Linked DNA regions of Mus musculus: region 2 is linked to region 1. The links are chromatin loops, found by intact Hi-C in ENCODE. Cell type or tissue: left cerebral cortex. All regions are shown on one strand. Each heading gives the region's core, and the rest is flanking DNA. Links, peaks and the distances in the headings are about the cores only.

Region 1 (8,343 bases), core at 196-8,195:
TGGCCAGCTAGCTTAGCAGAAATGATTGATCTCTACGTCCAGTGAGACTCTGTTTCAAAGATAAGATAGAGATGGGAGATACCTCAAATCAACTCCATATGTATACACATGGCTGTATCTGTACAGATAAAAATAAAAATTCTTTATGAAAATCTAAAAAGCACGTAAGTTATAATATGGACTACTGAGTTTCACTGAGGATGCTGGTACCTTGGGTCTTGTTCCCTTTGTCTGAGGTCCTAAAGTATAGGAAAGTTTTAAAGTAACCCAGTTTCCTAGTGGTTCTTAGGAATCAAATTCATTATAACTGCTGGGAGCAGTGAAAATTTGGGGGTGTGAGACCTGATCTGAGAGTGTTGCTGTGGACTCCAAATGTACTGGGCTTCAAACTTCAGCACCAAGGTCAGCTGCCAGGTTCATGCTAATTGGCCGAGGTTTGCTGCTGCCACTGTTTTATCTAAGAGAAGGAAAATTCTGTCTTTCTGATTAAGCAAATCAGTAATTAAATAAAACTATATGAAGTATGGGCATGGGAGCACCAGGCTTGGTGAAATAAACATGTCTGTACTTAAGCTGAGCAAACATAACCTGTCTCTACTGACAAAACTCGGTGGAAGAGCACAATACTGGAATAGATTTTTGAAACATTAGAACTACAAGGAACTGTAGAAACCATCTAAACCACTGTATATATCCTACAGATTCTAGAAAAACAAAACAGAAGAACAAAACATCCTAGTGAAATGAGCTAGATTTCATGAAAGAATCTTTCTTTCTGGAGATGTTAGAAGATTTCTTACTCTTATCTGGAATGGCTCAGTTTAATATTTCTGGTGAGGGGATGGGTGAGGGGACAGTTGTCAAGGTAAAGCTATTTTGTACTCAGATGTACAGAGACTAAGTAAACCTAATCTTCCCTGCTGCTTCAGTTTGTTTTTCAATGTCATCTAGGTGTCACTGTTGACACTGCCTTGCAAAACGTTAATATCAAGGAGGATATGTTCCCAGTGTCACCGAGCCAAGTACCAGATGTTCATTTCTTTTATAAGTAAGTGAAGGTATTTTTTCTTGTGACTATATTTTAAATAAAGAGCTCATATGTCTCAATCTGTGGATTTTAGTTCTTATTCTTGGTTATAATTTCCTAGTGGCAAGAAAGAAAGATAATGTTGCTTCAGGGTGCCTAGCATGACAGCTTGTACTCAATGGACAATAAGAATGTGGGCATTAAGTAGCTTGATAAAAGTGAGAAACAGAATTTTTTGAGAATCTAATTTCACACACACACACACACACCTTGTACATACACACATACCATGAATGCACACACCATGAACACACACACCATGCACACACATCCATACACCATGCATGTATACAACACATACACACACACACACTCACACACACACACCATGTGCATGTGCTCTCTCTCTCAGGAGACTTTGGTTCATTGCCTAAGCAGTAATTACTTCTTATTCATTAACTTGCTTTTTATTCAGCCTGATGTTTTGATACAATTGACTCTTGTTTCCCTCAAAAACTTTCATTGTGATTAAAATCATAATAATTTTACTAAATGCCTTAATGATGGTCATCTTCATACAGGTGGTGAAAGTCAATATACTGAATTTGTGTCAAGTTAGAAATTAGAAACCTTTAATAATTTTCTCTTTTTGTTTGTTCATGGAGCATGGGAGCCATTCTGTACATGACCCTTGTGTCCTGGTCATCTGTATTGTATTTGGTCTTTAATCTAGTGCCTGCTTTACAACAGGTCTTCCACAGCCACCACATCTTGTATTAATGGACGATCGACTGCTGTGAAGATGAGGTGTAATCCCATGAGACCTGGTGCAGGTGTGATATCAGTCCCCAGGTATTGACTTTTCCTACAGGGCTATTCTGTCAAATTCCTTGTTGGAAGCAAAGCTGTCTGGACTATTGTGGTTAAAACATATTCTTTATGAAATAAAGCCGAATGAGCACAAAAGAAGCAGTGGGTGTACTATAGGAATATGTCAGGGCATGATTCAGATGAATAGGTGCTAGTCACTCATACTGCCTCCCAGCCTCTTACAGGACATCCCCTTTCCCCTTTCCCCTTCAGCAGCTGACTTCCTTCAAAATTACTTAGGCAATAAACAAGGAGTTGCACTGTTTGTATTTTTGTGTTTATCCTCACTGTTTATTGGTCTCCTTGGACTGGATGGGAGTATACCTGTTTCCTAGATCAACAATTAACTGTCTGGACATTGAGGCCTTGGACGAACTAATCTAACCTGTGCCACGATTCCTTTCTCTGCAAGGGAATGAGGTCTTGAAGACAATGCTTAAGTCCATTTTCAAGCCCAGGTTTTTTGAGAAATTGTAGCAGAATCATCAGGATAAATCTGACCAGTAGGACATAATGCAGAATATTCAATTGATTGAAATTGAGGTACCAGCTCTCTGTGGTCTGTATTTGATATATCCTGTTAAATTTTGCTGGAAACACCAAAATATAACTTCTAGGCTTTGAAAACTATTCATTTAAATACAGCCTGCCATTCCCACGAAGGACACCTAAGTATCTCAGTATTTTCAGGATGTTTAGTTAAGGGACCTTTTGATGATAGTGTGGTTCTATCTAAATCATTTAAATAAGAAAATTATTTAGATTTTTTGCAACCTCACTTAAAAGTGATTTAAAGCTCTCCTGTTTATGCTACAGGTGGATTAGAAAATGCTACCCTATACCTGAAACTACTGTGTATTCTAGCAACAATTGTACACAGTAATGTTGGCTTATTTTGGGAGATATAGGTACACTAGCCTCGCTTCTCACCAGCGGCTTCTCTGGTTCGCATTGCTCTAATGATTCATTATTTTTTCCCACCTATTGAAGGTGAGAGAAGAATGTGGTGAGAGAACAGAGGAATAGACATGGATAGGGAAATGGGCAAAGATGGATGCTCCTGAGCTACAGAGCATCCTTCTGTTCCCTTGCAGCTGGATTCCCCACAGCCAACTAGAGTCTACGTAAAGACGCATATGAAGATTCCAGAAACAGACACACATCTCATCACTCTGGGGATCGGCTGGGTAGTTTGAGTTGTGGTGCTCATTACATTCACTATAGTCCTCATGAGGTCCTTTTCCAGATTTTGTAATTAACCTCTCTGGGTCTGGTCTTCCAAGTCCATCTGGATGGCTTTAAAGGTTCCTTGCCAGGTCTCTGACTCAAGCAGATGGTATCCTAATGACCGGGTATGGCCTGTAGAAAATAAATCGGTTTCTACTCTGCCAGGGCGGATTTTGATTTCTCACCATAAATAAAATACAGCCTCATGGGGTTAAAGGGTGGCATCTCATGAGCAGAAGAATATAAAGTTTCTCTTTTTGACTTCCAGCTTTACCTCTAAGGGAACTTTACCGTGTTCACCAGGGTTTCTCTGGATTGCCTGAAGAAGAAACCTTAGAATATCTATTGTTAAAATTTATTTCTGAATCTCTGGGTGTTGAACACTGGAGTATTTCTAAAAATAGAAGGCAACTGAAAACCATACTAAAATCGGAGGGCTGTTTCTATTGACCTGACATACCATAGATTTTACATGCTCTACTTTCCTGAGACAGATTCTCTATTCTTTAGTACTATTGTTTACATCTTGGCCTTCTGAAATGCTGATTTAAAATGCAGTATTCATGGCAGAGTTTGGCACACAGATCTTGATAAAAATTCATTTGTAGCTGTGATAATGTGCATACAGACAACTGCTCTCGGAAGCTATACTGAGTCCCCCAGTCAAATGTTAAGACTTTCAGTTTTCTCTTGAGTGAATTTCCCATCAGGGCACAAGGGGGAGCGCAAGGATCAGCCCAAGAAAACCAGTAGCTTGCTTGTCCTCAAATAATTAGGGTTTTCACTGAAGGGCGGAATAAAGATTTCCAACTATCAGGGAAGTAATAGACAGGTTTCTTATTCTACTTTTGAGGACGACTTATTGTTGCATCTTTTTTCGAAGCTTTAAAATATCCAAGAAAAAGATGCTAACCAGACAGTTGGACTTCAGATGGTGTTGACCAAGAAGTCAGAATGAGACCTGACAGCAGTGCCACATCAGGAATTATTCTTGGCCAACCATGTGAAAATGACTTCAGGATTAGTAATAGTCAGCAGGGTCTTTGAAGCTTGGTGGTCAGGAAAACTTTCAAAAGCCCCTTCAGCTCTTAAAAAGTGAAGTCTGGACAGGGAGAAGAGATTTTCTGCTGTATTTTCTGCATGAGTGTGTACTTGAGAGGGAAGATGTTATCTGGACTTCAGTTTTATCTGTGATCAGAAACTTCAACCTTTCCGCTTGATCTGGAAAAATGCAAGTATAGAGTGCCTAATTCCAAAAAGTGTCTGGAGGAGTTGGAGTAATGTAGGTGAAAACTTTACAGTGTGGCATCTCGGGCAAACGAAATCTGACAGCCTCAGTTGTTTCTGAGGTATTTTTTATCTAATGAAGTTTGCTCCTTGGGTACAGACTAAGTTTCCTCTGCAAGGGACAGCTAATACCTCTAAATAAATCTGCATAGATAAGTTCACCCCCTGGCTTCTTAAACCTCTGTCAACTTCACAGACGGATGGACATGAAGCTGAAGGTACCGATTGTACGGGACAGTGCATACCTGAGCATTATATCTGAGAATTGCCTATTCATGGGCATGAGGCGTTTGCGTTAGTGAAAAGATTACACAAGTACCTTCTTAGAAAGCAGGCATTAAAAGGATGTGATCTGGAAGATCCGTAAGTTAAACATGTTTGCTTCACCAAGTAGGGAGCATCAAGCCTGAGATTGTATAGCTGTTGAGTACCATGCCCGGGATGGAACAACCTCCTAATAGCTCTTGTTCTTTTGGGACAAAAATGCCTTTTCATTGCGATATTTCAAGCCACGGTCCTTCCATGTCTCCTGAGTGGGGATTTGTCAAAAAGCACATTTAATAAAAAAGTAAAGTGGATTTATCCTAGGGTACATCTCAGCAGATCTGCAAGTTGTGTCTTATTTTAACTGACTTGCCTTCTTTAAGCGTTCACCATTAATGTTCATGTAAGAGCACCATTTTCATTTTTCTCTTTACTTCTCGCCAGTTTATGAATGCATTCAACTGCTTCAGTTGGTTTTTAGTCAGTATAAGATTGTTTTGTGAAATCCTCTTGCAGAATCCAAATTCATTTCATGATCATCACAGCCTCTGTGGATGTTGCATCTCACCAAAGGGATGCTTTGCAGTTCTGTCCTGATAGTGTTCAAGAGTTGCGTACTCTAGGGATTTATACCTCAGGTTCAAATTTCGTCTTTATATCAAAGTCATTAGGTTTATTGGTCTCTAATGCAGCATTTGGTTGAGACATCAAAGAGGCCTATTAATGTCAAAAGTCTATCTACTTGAAATTAAGAGTCAGAGATAGCTAAATGAGTTTTTTATCTCTTTCCTCTGATTCTTTACAGAAAGATAATAGATATCCAAATTTGAAAATCAAGATAACACAAAAGATTAAGACAAAATATGTTTCTAGAACAGAAATGTACTGACACATATAAAAGCTTTATGAACATTTGAAAATACAAAAAAAAAAAAAATCCAAAAAACAAAAACAAACAAACACACACTGTAATCAAGAAAGGGAAACCTTAGCTGGGCGGTGGTGGCACACGCCTTTAACCCCAGCACTCGGGAGGCAGAGACAGGTGGATTTCTGAGTTCGAGGCCAGCCTGGTCTACAAAGTGAGTTCCAGGACAGCCAGGGCTATAGAAAGAAAGAAAGGGAAACTTTTAATGCAGACATATTAAAATTGTACAATTCGAACATGAATAAGTCATTTTAAGAGATGGTTACAATCACATCACAAAACATTCATACAATTTTAGAATAATTTTTAAATAGAGGTAATAAAACTGAAGTTTTTTTGCCACCAAGAAAAACAATCTATAGATAAAGGAAACTAGGAAGCAAGTTCCCTAATGTGGTCTTGAATAAGTATGAACTTGTGGTAATTAATCTTAGAAGAATTCTTTTGAAAGGGGAATCCATAAAGGTGTGTTTTTAAATTCCTTGTTCTAAGAGTCACATGTAAAAATTACCCTTATGTTAAAATTCTGTTGGCTAGGTTTGAATGTTTGTGTTTCCCAAATTAATATGCTAAAATAACATTACAGTGCTAAATCCCAGCCTAGGGATATTAGAAAGCAGTAGCTTTGAGAGGTGTTTAGCTTATAGTGGTTCTGACAGCGTGAATGAAATGGGTGTTCTTATAAAGGTCCCTAAAGAGCTAGCTAGCCCTATGCCATGTGAGGTCCCTAAAGAACTAGCTAGCCCTATGCCATGTGAGGTCCCTAAAGAACTAGCTAGCCCTATGCCATGTGAGGTCCCTAAAGAGCTAGCTAGCCGTATGCCATGTGAGGTCCCTAAAGAGCTAGCTAGCCCTATGCCATGTGAGGTGTCCCAAAGAGCTAGCTAGCCCTATGCCATGTGAGGTGTCTCAAAGAGCTAGCTAGCCCTATGCCATGTGAGGTCCCTACAAGGCTAGCTAGCCCTATGCCATGTGAGGTCCCTAAGGAGGTAGTTAGCCCTATGCCATGTGAGGTGTCCCAAAGAGCTAGCTAGCCCTATGCCATGTGAGGTGTCCCAAAGAGCTAGCTAGCCCTATGCCATGTGAGGTGTCCCAAAGAGCTAGCTAGCCCTATGCCATGTGAGGTCCCTAAAGAGCTAGCTAGCCCTATGCCATGTGAGGTCCCTAAAGAGCTAGCTAGTCTTGCGCGCGCTCGACTGGCCAGGAAGAACGACGCTGCAACAGGATCCTTCTGCACACGTTTATTGGGAGAGCTTGATTGTAGAGGCGAAAAGACTTCGAGCCCAGAACTGGTGCTGCTTTTATAGGCCTAGGAGGGGCGTGTCTCACACCTGGATTGGTTATGCACTAAGCCTCATTTGCATGTTCCTCATCTGATTGGCTACTCTCTCTCAGTACCTTACAGAACCTCATTATCATACCTCATTTGCATGTCTCACATCTGATTGGTTATACTCTCAGTACCTTACAGAACCTCATTATCATGCCTGGGCCAGGCAGTGTCTTTGCAAAAAACTTTACTGCTTATGTACACATTGGTTGTTTGTCCAATCTTATGCGTGGTGGCCAGCAGTAGTCAGTGCCACTCAGCAACGGCACATGTGGCTTCCCACAAGCTAGCCCTATGCCATGTGAGGTCCCTAAGGAGGTAGTAGGCCTTTGCCATGTGAGGTCCCTAAAGAGCTAGCTAGCCCTATGCCATATGAGGATTCACTGTAAGACAGCATCATCTGTGAAACAGAGGTCAGGCCCTCGATCAGAAACACTGAGGACTAAGCCTCCTCCGCTTCTGTAAATTTAGAAAACAGGATTCTATTATTTTTCAAGTGAATGTGTTTTGCTGTAACAGACCAAATAGTGTAAGACACATTCCTGCACAATCATACTTAACCTTTAAAAATTGAGCAAGAGACCATGTTTTATGAATCCAACACTAGAGGGCCTTATCTCATTGCCCAGGATCTGCAACAGAGAGAGGCTGTTTCAGGAGATGCCAAGGCTGAGAGGAACCATAGGTCAGATGACAGCCTCTGTATCCTGGCACACTTTAGAGGGATAGTTTAATTAAAATTCTGAAATGCAGTTTATTTCAAAGAATCAAAATTGGGTACCACCCATAGTAAAAGAGTCATTGGGTTAAAAAGATTAAGGACTTTGTTCTAAACTGCATTTAATCTAAGTGTATCATTAGAAAAGTGAATTCTACCAAGGAGAAGTCCCTAATCACTGTAGTGTTTTGACACAGTGGCAGTCTTATAAATGACATGAATATCTAGATTTTTTTCCTTCAAGTTTTTGTGCTTTTGTCAGTTCCCTAGAAATTGACTTGCATTGTTAATCGTCTTCAAACTTTGCGTTGCTTTGAGCTTCCAAAGTTTGCTTTAGGACTTCAACTTTGGAAATTACAAAACTAAGGCAGGGGAAGGAGGAAAACTGTCATTTTAAAGTCCAGTTTGAATTAAAACCTGAGATATCTCCAGACGTTTTTGCAACTTTAATTATCTTTATCTTTTTGTTCATGTTTCGTTTCAAAATTTAACAGACTTGCTGTCCTCTCCATACTCCAGGATAAAAACTTTGTTCATTCCTTGGCAGGTCTCCATTCTTGGAAAGAGTGAGCTGGGGGACACAGGGCTAATTTTTGCTAAATGATCAGAAAATATGTTTACTTTAAAAATTGAAAATTGTAATTATATTGTAATACCTTTTTGATTAGGAATTTGGAGTTTTATTCAAAAGT
Region 2 (8,343 bases), core at 35-8,034, 270 kb after region 1:
CACAGAATGTTCTCTGTAGGACCATCAGTCCATGGTAAATTGATTTGTACTGATTATTTGAGTACCTCCAAAATGTTAGTATCTACAGATGAAGTCCTTGGGAGATATATTTGATGAAGTCTGTACAATACCAGGTTTCTTGTTGACAGGACAAGTGTTCTAGTAAGCACAGGTGATGGAGTTCTCTCTCTCACCATCTCGTGTGTAGATTGGTGTGTAGATTGAAAAGAAGGTATTCACCAAATCTGCTGCTAACTTGACCTTAGATACCTCAATGTCCAGAATTGTTTGCCACTATAGTATTTTGTTATAGTCTCCTGAGCAGTGGAATTGAGAAATGTTTTCCAAATTTGCATTTTTTCTCGTGAATTATCTGAAGCTTAGTCAATATGTAGCTTCTTTACTTCTAGTTCCAACAGCATTTGTTCTCACTACTCTAGGCTACGTCTAGCCAATAACCTTCATTTTAAAGAGATTCTGATGTTGGCTTTTGTGGTCTGCTACGTGCTGTGTGTGTCAGAGGTGATTGTCTATGTAACAGGCAGAAACTGGGGCTGGCATTCTCTCTCCTCCTCCTGAAACATTCCAACCTCTTCCATCTGAGGTGACCAAGGTTTTCTCTCCACACCACACAGCAAGGTCATAAGTTAAGATCTTAGAAGAAACAGGGGAAGGGGGAGTGCTGTATGTCACTTAACCTTTTTCTCCAAGAGGATTCATTTGTTCAAGTGATGATCTACCTCATCTCAAATTAGTAAATTCTGAGAGTTTCATGAACCAAGGCAGATGTCAGAAGAGATAGTTTGAAAAAGTAGGGCTATAAATATTTCTCAAATATATTTTCCCAAAGGGCAGGCCTTGGTCATTAGATAAATGTGTCTGAGTCTTACATTATGACTGTTTGTCAGTGTTGAAGTGAGGTATGGGGTGCCCATCACAGTCCCTGGGCTTGACAGAAATCACTGGAATTAAGGAATCAGCAAATGGAGGGTCTCTGCTTTTTCAGAAAAAAAAAAGATGTTTGAAAATAGAAACAGGTAATTATATTCCTCAGATCTCATTTTCTCCTTGAGGCAGATACAATTCCAACTGTTTCTGACCTTGTACTGCCATCTCTCAAATTGGCATGCATTTTGGCATATTTTTTGAAAGCAGTTTCTACTATGTTGTATTCACTAACACATGGCGTATTGAAACTGCTAAGTAAAATAGAAAATATTGCTAATAATCTATCTGCTATGTATTATTAACAATCGAAGGAAACAGCTCCCACCAGATGGAGGGACAGATCTGGGATTTCTATTATTTTCTTTCAAGTTTACAAGAACATTGTAACACAATTCACATTTGGAGAAAGATCTTTGAATAAGACTTATCTCATACTTCGGGTCTTGAGCACTGTGACAACAGGTATAAGCTTATGAAAACAAGACAACTTGTCTATGAGAAAGCACCCAGGTCACAGAATCTGAGATGGGAGCTTTTATATGGCAGTCCTACAGACTGAGCAGGCCACAGTATTTCTCTTATTCTTAGTGTGTTTAAAAGTGAGAATCTCTATGCCTTTTTAGTTGCAGGCTGCTGGATATATTATGGACAAATGCTCCAGTATATAAAAATACTGAGACTACATAAAGACAAAGTTACTATTCCAGCTGGGCAGAGACATTTCAAAGTTTTACTAGTCTACAGAACCTTTTTCAGCTTGTTTACCTAGTGGGAAATAATTAAATTGTAAGAGAAGAGACACAGGAACATTTAGACTTACCAAGCAAAAAAAAGCTGTTCCTTCAGAGTCTGTATTCTTGTGACTGTATTTATTTTTGAGAGATTGTGATGTTCTTTGAAGTCAGCTCCAGAAAATTTATTTCTTTCACATTTTCAGAGCTTCTATTTATTTCTCAGGTTGTTAACAAATTTATCATCTTTCTATAATGTTCTTATTCTCTGATTTTCTTTAGACATATTTAATTATAAATAATGTTTCAGACTATTTCTTCCACGATATTTCCTTGTTTTTAGGAAGGGTTCTGTTTAAGGGTAGATGATGTTTTGGCCTGTAGGGCCTTTTCTGGGTCCCACTCATTGCTCTTTGTTTTTTGTTCTTGGGAAACATGCCCCTTCATTTGAATCTCAAGAAAGATTTGTTGAATGAAAGCAAACATGGCAAGAAAACATTAAACTGAGTGGCTATAGAGTTTTCATTATAATTGACAAAGTTTGCCTTGGGGTTAAAAATAAGTTTTGATTTTTGTTTAGTACTTGCTCTTAGGCAAGTGACTGGATCATCACTTCTTTTGTCAAATGGGCTCACAAGTGTGCTCCTGACTCATTGAATTCTTGTAACAATAAAGCAGATGGTCCTTGCTATGTTATAGCCACAGGACAACTGGTTAATAATGATCTACTATTAGAACATATCAGTAGTTTTGTCTTTCTACAGAATCTAGCACAGTACTTCTATAGAGCCTGTGTGTATGTGTGTGTGTGTGTGTGTGTGTGTGTGTGTGTGTGTGTGTGTATGAGAGAGGTCAAGACAGAGACAGAGAGACAGAGAGAGAAAGATGCCAAGACAGAGAGACAAAGAATGTCTGTGCACAGGCATGTCTTATATCCAAATGAACATGTTAAATAAAGGAGGCCAGTTTTTAGCTTGCATGATAATTTTGATAACTCCTTTTTACTTTTTCTCTGTGTGCTTGTATGCATGTGTGATTGTGACTATGTGTGCACATGTACATGCTGGTGTGAATTTCTCTCTCTCTCTCTTTCTTTCTTTCTGTGTGTGTGTGTGTACATGCATACATGTATAAAGGCCAGAGATCTCTGTCTGGCCTTCCTTAAGTTTTTTCAGCCTTATTTTTTTTGAAACAGGCTGTCACTGAACACTTACTTGCTAACACTGACTGGTCAGTAAGTGCAAGGGATCATCCTACCTCGCCCTTCTCAGCTTGGGATAACAGGTGCACGCTGTCATGTCTGCTGCTATGTGAGTCCTGGGAGTGGAACTCAGGTCCTCATGCTTAAGCAGCAAGTGATTTTATGGACCAATTATCTTCTTAGCTCTGTAGTGTTTTCTAATGGAGAATTACAAATTAAATTTTTTTGAATAGTTTTAACTTTTCATATGCTTGCAAAGTTTCTGGATGTATTTTGTCACTCTGTGTCCTCACTATATACCCCAAATCTTATTTTGTTCGGGAGCTAATAAATATCTTCCCATCAGTTGTTTTGCTAAGAGCTGACTTTTCTGGTTTTATTGTTTTTCTTGAGAGCTTCAACAGAAATGACTCCACATCCTGTAAAACTCAACACTGGTCTCGAAATTGTTATCGTGTTAGAATGTCTATGTTGTTATGTATTGGCTGTAAGTTTTTGAAAACTGCACATCTAGATTTTGAAAATTGCTATATGTTTGATTAGTGTCTATGTTTGTCCAAGTGATTTTTGGTAGAAAGAGCAGTGCACTCTGACTAGAAAATAAAAGTGCACTCTAACAAACTAAACCGGAGAACCTCTTATGCTTTCTGTGGAGCTATCATCTACATATGTGGCTTTGTTCTGAAACATGATATCTTGGTGTAGAGTTTGTATAGACTTTATATGGATTTTTTCTAAGTGGATCTGTGTGTGTGTTTTAAAGTACTGTGTGTACTTTTCAAGTTCTGAAGCAGGACTGCTAATCTGATAGGAAGAGAGAGTCTATGTAGAGCATCACTTCTTAGAATGCTTCTCTGGTTCCAAGGTGAAATCGCAAATATATTAATGGCCTACTTTTCCTCTACCAAGAAAATTGATTTTCCCTTTGTTTCTAAGGAAAATCATTCTGAGGATACTCAGCACTGTGTGATGAATGCACTATAAAAACACTTTAGGACCTCAGATGGGAGAAGACTGACTTAACATTTGTTTGCTCCATGCAGCCCAACTCAATTCCCATAAAAACAGTTAGTTTTGTAATGGCCCCTCTCCCTTTAGTTTCCTAAATCCACACAGATGTTTTTTGTGAATAGTCTAATGCCCAACAAGGTATAAAGACAGCTGAGCACCTGCTTTTGGCTCTTTCTAGATTTGCCAAGTGTACCTTGGAAGGTAGTTCCTAGTCATTTGCTCCTAGACTGTCTAGTAAAAGCTTGCATTTCAGTGCCTGGCATAGGGAGAAACAATTGAGTGGGAGACTGAGGCTACCAAGATATTTGCTAAAGAATCTTAAGGAAGCCTACACATGGTTGTGTTGCAGCCAGATTTTAAGTGAACAAAATAAAAGCCTGCTTTTCCCCCTTGTGGTTATTTCAGGCTTCTTATTTTAAAAGTAACCTTCACATATGGTTCTTCCATATAAGCCTAAATATATTTTGTGTTGGTATATGCATGATGGGAGCTTACTTTTCATGATACAGAACATTGAATAATGTGTTCTTAATTCTGGCTTTTTCAGTTTGTATCAGTATGAAGTGGCCACTGAAAACTCTCACAAAACTACTGCTCCATGTTTACACACAGCTAACTAACTTACACTTTTACATTCTTAGCACATTCTATTAATTAAGGAAATCACTTTCATGTCAGCAGTGGGATTTACATGACAACAGCTTTTGGGGCTCATTGGAGCATCAGACCAGCATGTCACAAAAGTCCCTTGTAGTGTGGGTGGTGACAGGGCTCTATTGGCAACAAATTTGCAATGAAAATATCTCATAAATGTGCAGCCACCCAGAACATTGCATAGAAAGTATCTTCTGGATAGTCACATAGGCCACTAATGTCAAGGAAGACAATTTCCCATCTCTTACATGAACCAGATAAATTATTAGGACGTATAGCCACACACAAACACATAAATGTCCTAAAACATATACTGTTGAGGCAAGAGGTGGATATAGAACTGGCACCCACGTGTTTTCTTGTGTTATTATGTATTTTACATGACCTGTATAAATGTTGGATGAGGATCTTAAATCATACAAGAGGATGGAATAGCCCAGAGGAGTAAATGATAAGGAGTTAGCAATAAGATAAATTAGAGTCATGAAATAAGCTGAATTAAAAAATTCTTAATAGAGAGAACCATTACACTACATAATAGTTTTTCAAAAACTCTGGAAGAAGTCATCACATGACCTGTTAAGAAATACACTGGACTAATGCACTCCAAAATACAGTAATGCTGTAGGGACCCAGGCAGCATCAGAGATGGCAGGAGGAGGATGACTAATGGTTTGTGTGGTCTCCGTTGTTACTATGATTGTACTCATTTTGTGTGCTTAGGCTGGATAAATAATCTTTTCTCATTTTACTCTGCTTCTTGAAAGCAATTTCAGCAAATCTGTCTAATGTAGATTGGATACATTTAGCACAGTTTCCAAAGAATGAACAATCAACTCAGCATAAAACAGCAAAGAGAGAGCACTGTGTGTGAACAGCAGACCCTTGAGGAACTGGTCTGAAGAAGAAGACTATCACCCTGCACCTCTGGCCGTATTCTATACTGAAGAAGTTCCCTCCTCTTTTTAATCAAAAAATGAGATATTTTTCCCCTTTTTGAGTGGGTTCTTGAGATAATGTTGAGTACAGAAAACAAATCAAAATACTTCATTCTTAGGCTGATAGGCCACACCTTGCTAGGTACTCGCCAAACCCTGCAAAGAGCCAGGGCTCATTTTGTGATTTATGTTTACAAGAATGGACATGAAGTAGGGATCACTAATTTGAAAATGAATTTCAAGCTCAAAAAGATGAGCATATTCCTGAGAAAGTTGTATGCTATTATTGCTATGTATCTTACAAAACTGGATAATCCAAGACTAACTGTGTTTCTGATTGATTACCTGTCATGAGGCAGAGAAGAGAAACAGATGACCTTTGGATGGTCTGGATCTTTCATTCAACACAGATATTAGTTATAACTTAGAAAAAAAGATCAGTCATTTTGGTGCTATCTTTGCATTTCAACTTAACCAGTTTAATTCCAATGGCATGAAATAACAGAAGTGTTGCTAATGTTAGGCAATCTTGAAATAAGTAATAAGATTCACATTTCCTCCACATACACATACTGTCACTTTGAAGATACAACCATCATCCAAACATGTTTTCTTGATTACTGATGACATGTAACTGAGAAGCCCTATGCACGTTAAGTAGTGAAGCAGCCTTTTCCTTTGTGCACTGAGAAACTTTTTCTTTTTAATATATTAAGCTTCACATTTTATAAAAAAGATATAGTGCACAGAAGTACATGTTTTCACCATTTTGGAGTGTGAGTGGGGTTGGATTTAAGAATACAAAGTTTTCTTCTCATATTGTTTTAGTCCCAGGAATGCAGATACAGTTTTCTTTGTTTCATGTGTGCTAGAATACATTTCAGAATTTTTTCCTGTGCTATTTTGTATCATAAGCACCAAAAGTATCACTTAGCATGTAACTCAGGAGAGCCCATGGCATGTCCACTGTAACTCAGGAGAGCCCAAGGCATGTCCAGTCCACTCAACATATCTCTGTGGGCAGCCAGAACCCAAAGGTGTGGACAACCCAAACCTACAGGTGTGGGAAACCCTTGTAACTGTAAGTCACTGCTATTGCAAAGTGAAAAATGCTACTTTATTAAGGTTTGCTACACTTTAACTTTCAGATTCTCAAATTATATTGGGCTGATTTTAGGGGGGAAAAGACAAATAGCAGTGCAGAATACTAACAGCTAATCAGAGTTCCCTCAACATCTTTGGTAGGATTGTTATTCACAGGCATCTAGTCTAATGGGAATCTGGATATTTTGGTTAATGCTGATACCCAATATTTATATATACAACAGAGTTCAAGTAGCAACCTCAAACTGCGATCAGATAAATCAAAGCCAATTTAGATATGAAGACAGTTAAATGAATATTTCCAAAGGGATGGATGTTAACCCCACCTCTAACCCCAACAAAGTTGCTAAACAAGCAGTCCTGGGGGCCAGGAACAAAGAAATTTAAGCAACCAACTGCTGAGGTGCTTAACACTAAAACTCATAAAAATCATAACTTGCTTTGTACTACTGTGTGATTACATTGGGCATGTATATATTCAATGTATCTATAACATACCTATTACTGTTCAAACAGGAGTAGAACTATTTTATAAGTAAATTAGTTGAATTGGTGACCATACATTTTGAGAGAGGTGGAGTTTTGTCTTCAGAATTTGCAGCACTCTAAGATATTTTGAAAGCATCTGTTCACTCCCTTAAACCAGCTCTCTGAATGTATTATACCTTTAAGAGACCCTTAAATGTTTCTTACCTCATAGAGGAACTAGAAGGAAATCCAAGTGAAATTCCGAAAGAATCAGCTTATTGGCTATATAACCTAGTCTATTTTTGGACCACGGATCTCCCGCCCTCTCCGAGTTATCTCACTGCCAGATAAGAAAATGGAACAGGATCAATGGGTAGATATGCTTTGAGTCTGGTTCTTGAATTTCTTTTTTGGCTCAAGTCAAAAAGAGCAAAGGGCAGCGAGTTAGGGCTAATTTCCAAGCACGTTTGCTGGTGGGTGAACCTCTGTCTGCCCCTGGCTGCGGAGCTTATCCTGGCAGCACCAGGGGGTCCTGCTGACCGCTATCCTCCTGCCTGACAACCTCCACACCCACATGCAGCTACCAGTGTGTGAGCCACACATCACAGGGTTCCTGTGCACAAAGCCTTATAAAACCCCCAAGCGCAAAGCTGGATGGAGGCGGTTGGAGAATGAGACCTGTCTCTCTAATTAGTCCCTCTACCTCTCCTTCTCTGGCTGCAGATCTATGCTCTGAAATTGGCCCCTTCTTGAAGGGACAGTAGCGCGCGCACACACAAACTCACTCTCTCACTCACACCCACATTGCTCCTATGACCCACGTTTTCCACCCCCTGGCAGATAGATATGTAGGGACTGGTCCGTGCTCTGCCTCAACTTTCCTCGCTTTGCCTGCCCCACGCGGCACCCGAGCTCCTGCGCCCTGGCTGGGCACCCTCCAGAGGGGCAGGTCCCCTTCTGGGCTGCTTACCTCGCACGGTCAACTCCTGGCAGGAACTGAAGCTGACCGCGGTGGTAGCGGCAGCGGTGAGCCTGCACCCAAGCTCTGGCTCATGGTTGGTCCTCTTCATCCGACACAAAAGAGGGAGCTTGCTGCCTTTGTCCTTTCTAAATCCAAGGGAGAACTTATTTTGCCCCTGAAATGGCCAACTTGTGCGCGAAGCTTCCTGTCACAGTGCCCCCTGCCCCCGCCCCCGCCCGGCTGCGCGCTGGACCACTGCCCGGTGGCCCAGCATCCAGGCCTCCGAGTCAAGGAGGAGTGGGAAAAGGGAGGGCTAGAGGAGAAGAG

The links. Peaks named below come from ENCODE experiments on the same cell type or tissue, not always from the same donor. Only the 100,000 strongest peaks of a DNase experiment are listed, where the experiment ranks them.
Region 2: a loop joins it to region 1, with 2.7 times the contacts of the local background. A loop is called at or near these places in 2 of 42 quality-filtered maps.

What each region holds. Positions count from the first base shown.
Region 1 is chr5:9,445,943-9,454,285 of GRCm38, forward strand. Elapor2 (endosome-lysosome associated apoptosis and autophagy regulator family member 2) reads left to right here. Exons shown (of 22, transcript NM_172706.4): 17 at 952-1,048; 18 at 1,778-1,879. Among named protein-coding and RNA genes, the nearest start is that of Mir879, 74 kb to the left of the region's middle. In left cerebral cortex, for the core only: CTCF peaks have their summits at 1,018, 1,237, 3,844 (motif pointing right) and 7,538; DNase peaks (open chromatin) are centred at 3,838 and 7,548.
Region 2 is chr5:9,717,105-9,725,447 of GRCm38, forward strand. Grm3 (glutamate receptor, metabotropic 3) reads right to left here and starts at 8,248. Exons shown (of 6, transcript NM_181850.2): 1 at 8,026-8,248. In left cerebral cortex, for the core only: a CTCF peak has its summit at 4,287 (motif pointing left); DNase peaks (open chromatin) are centred at 4,236, 4,606, 5,270, 6,502 and 2 more places; H3K4me3 peaks cover 3,630 bases; H3K27ac peaks cover 5,493 bases.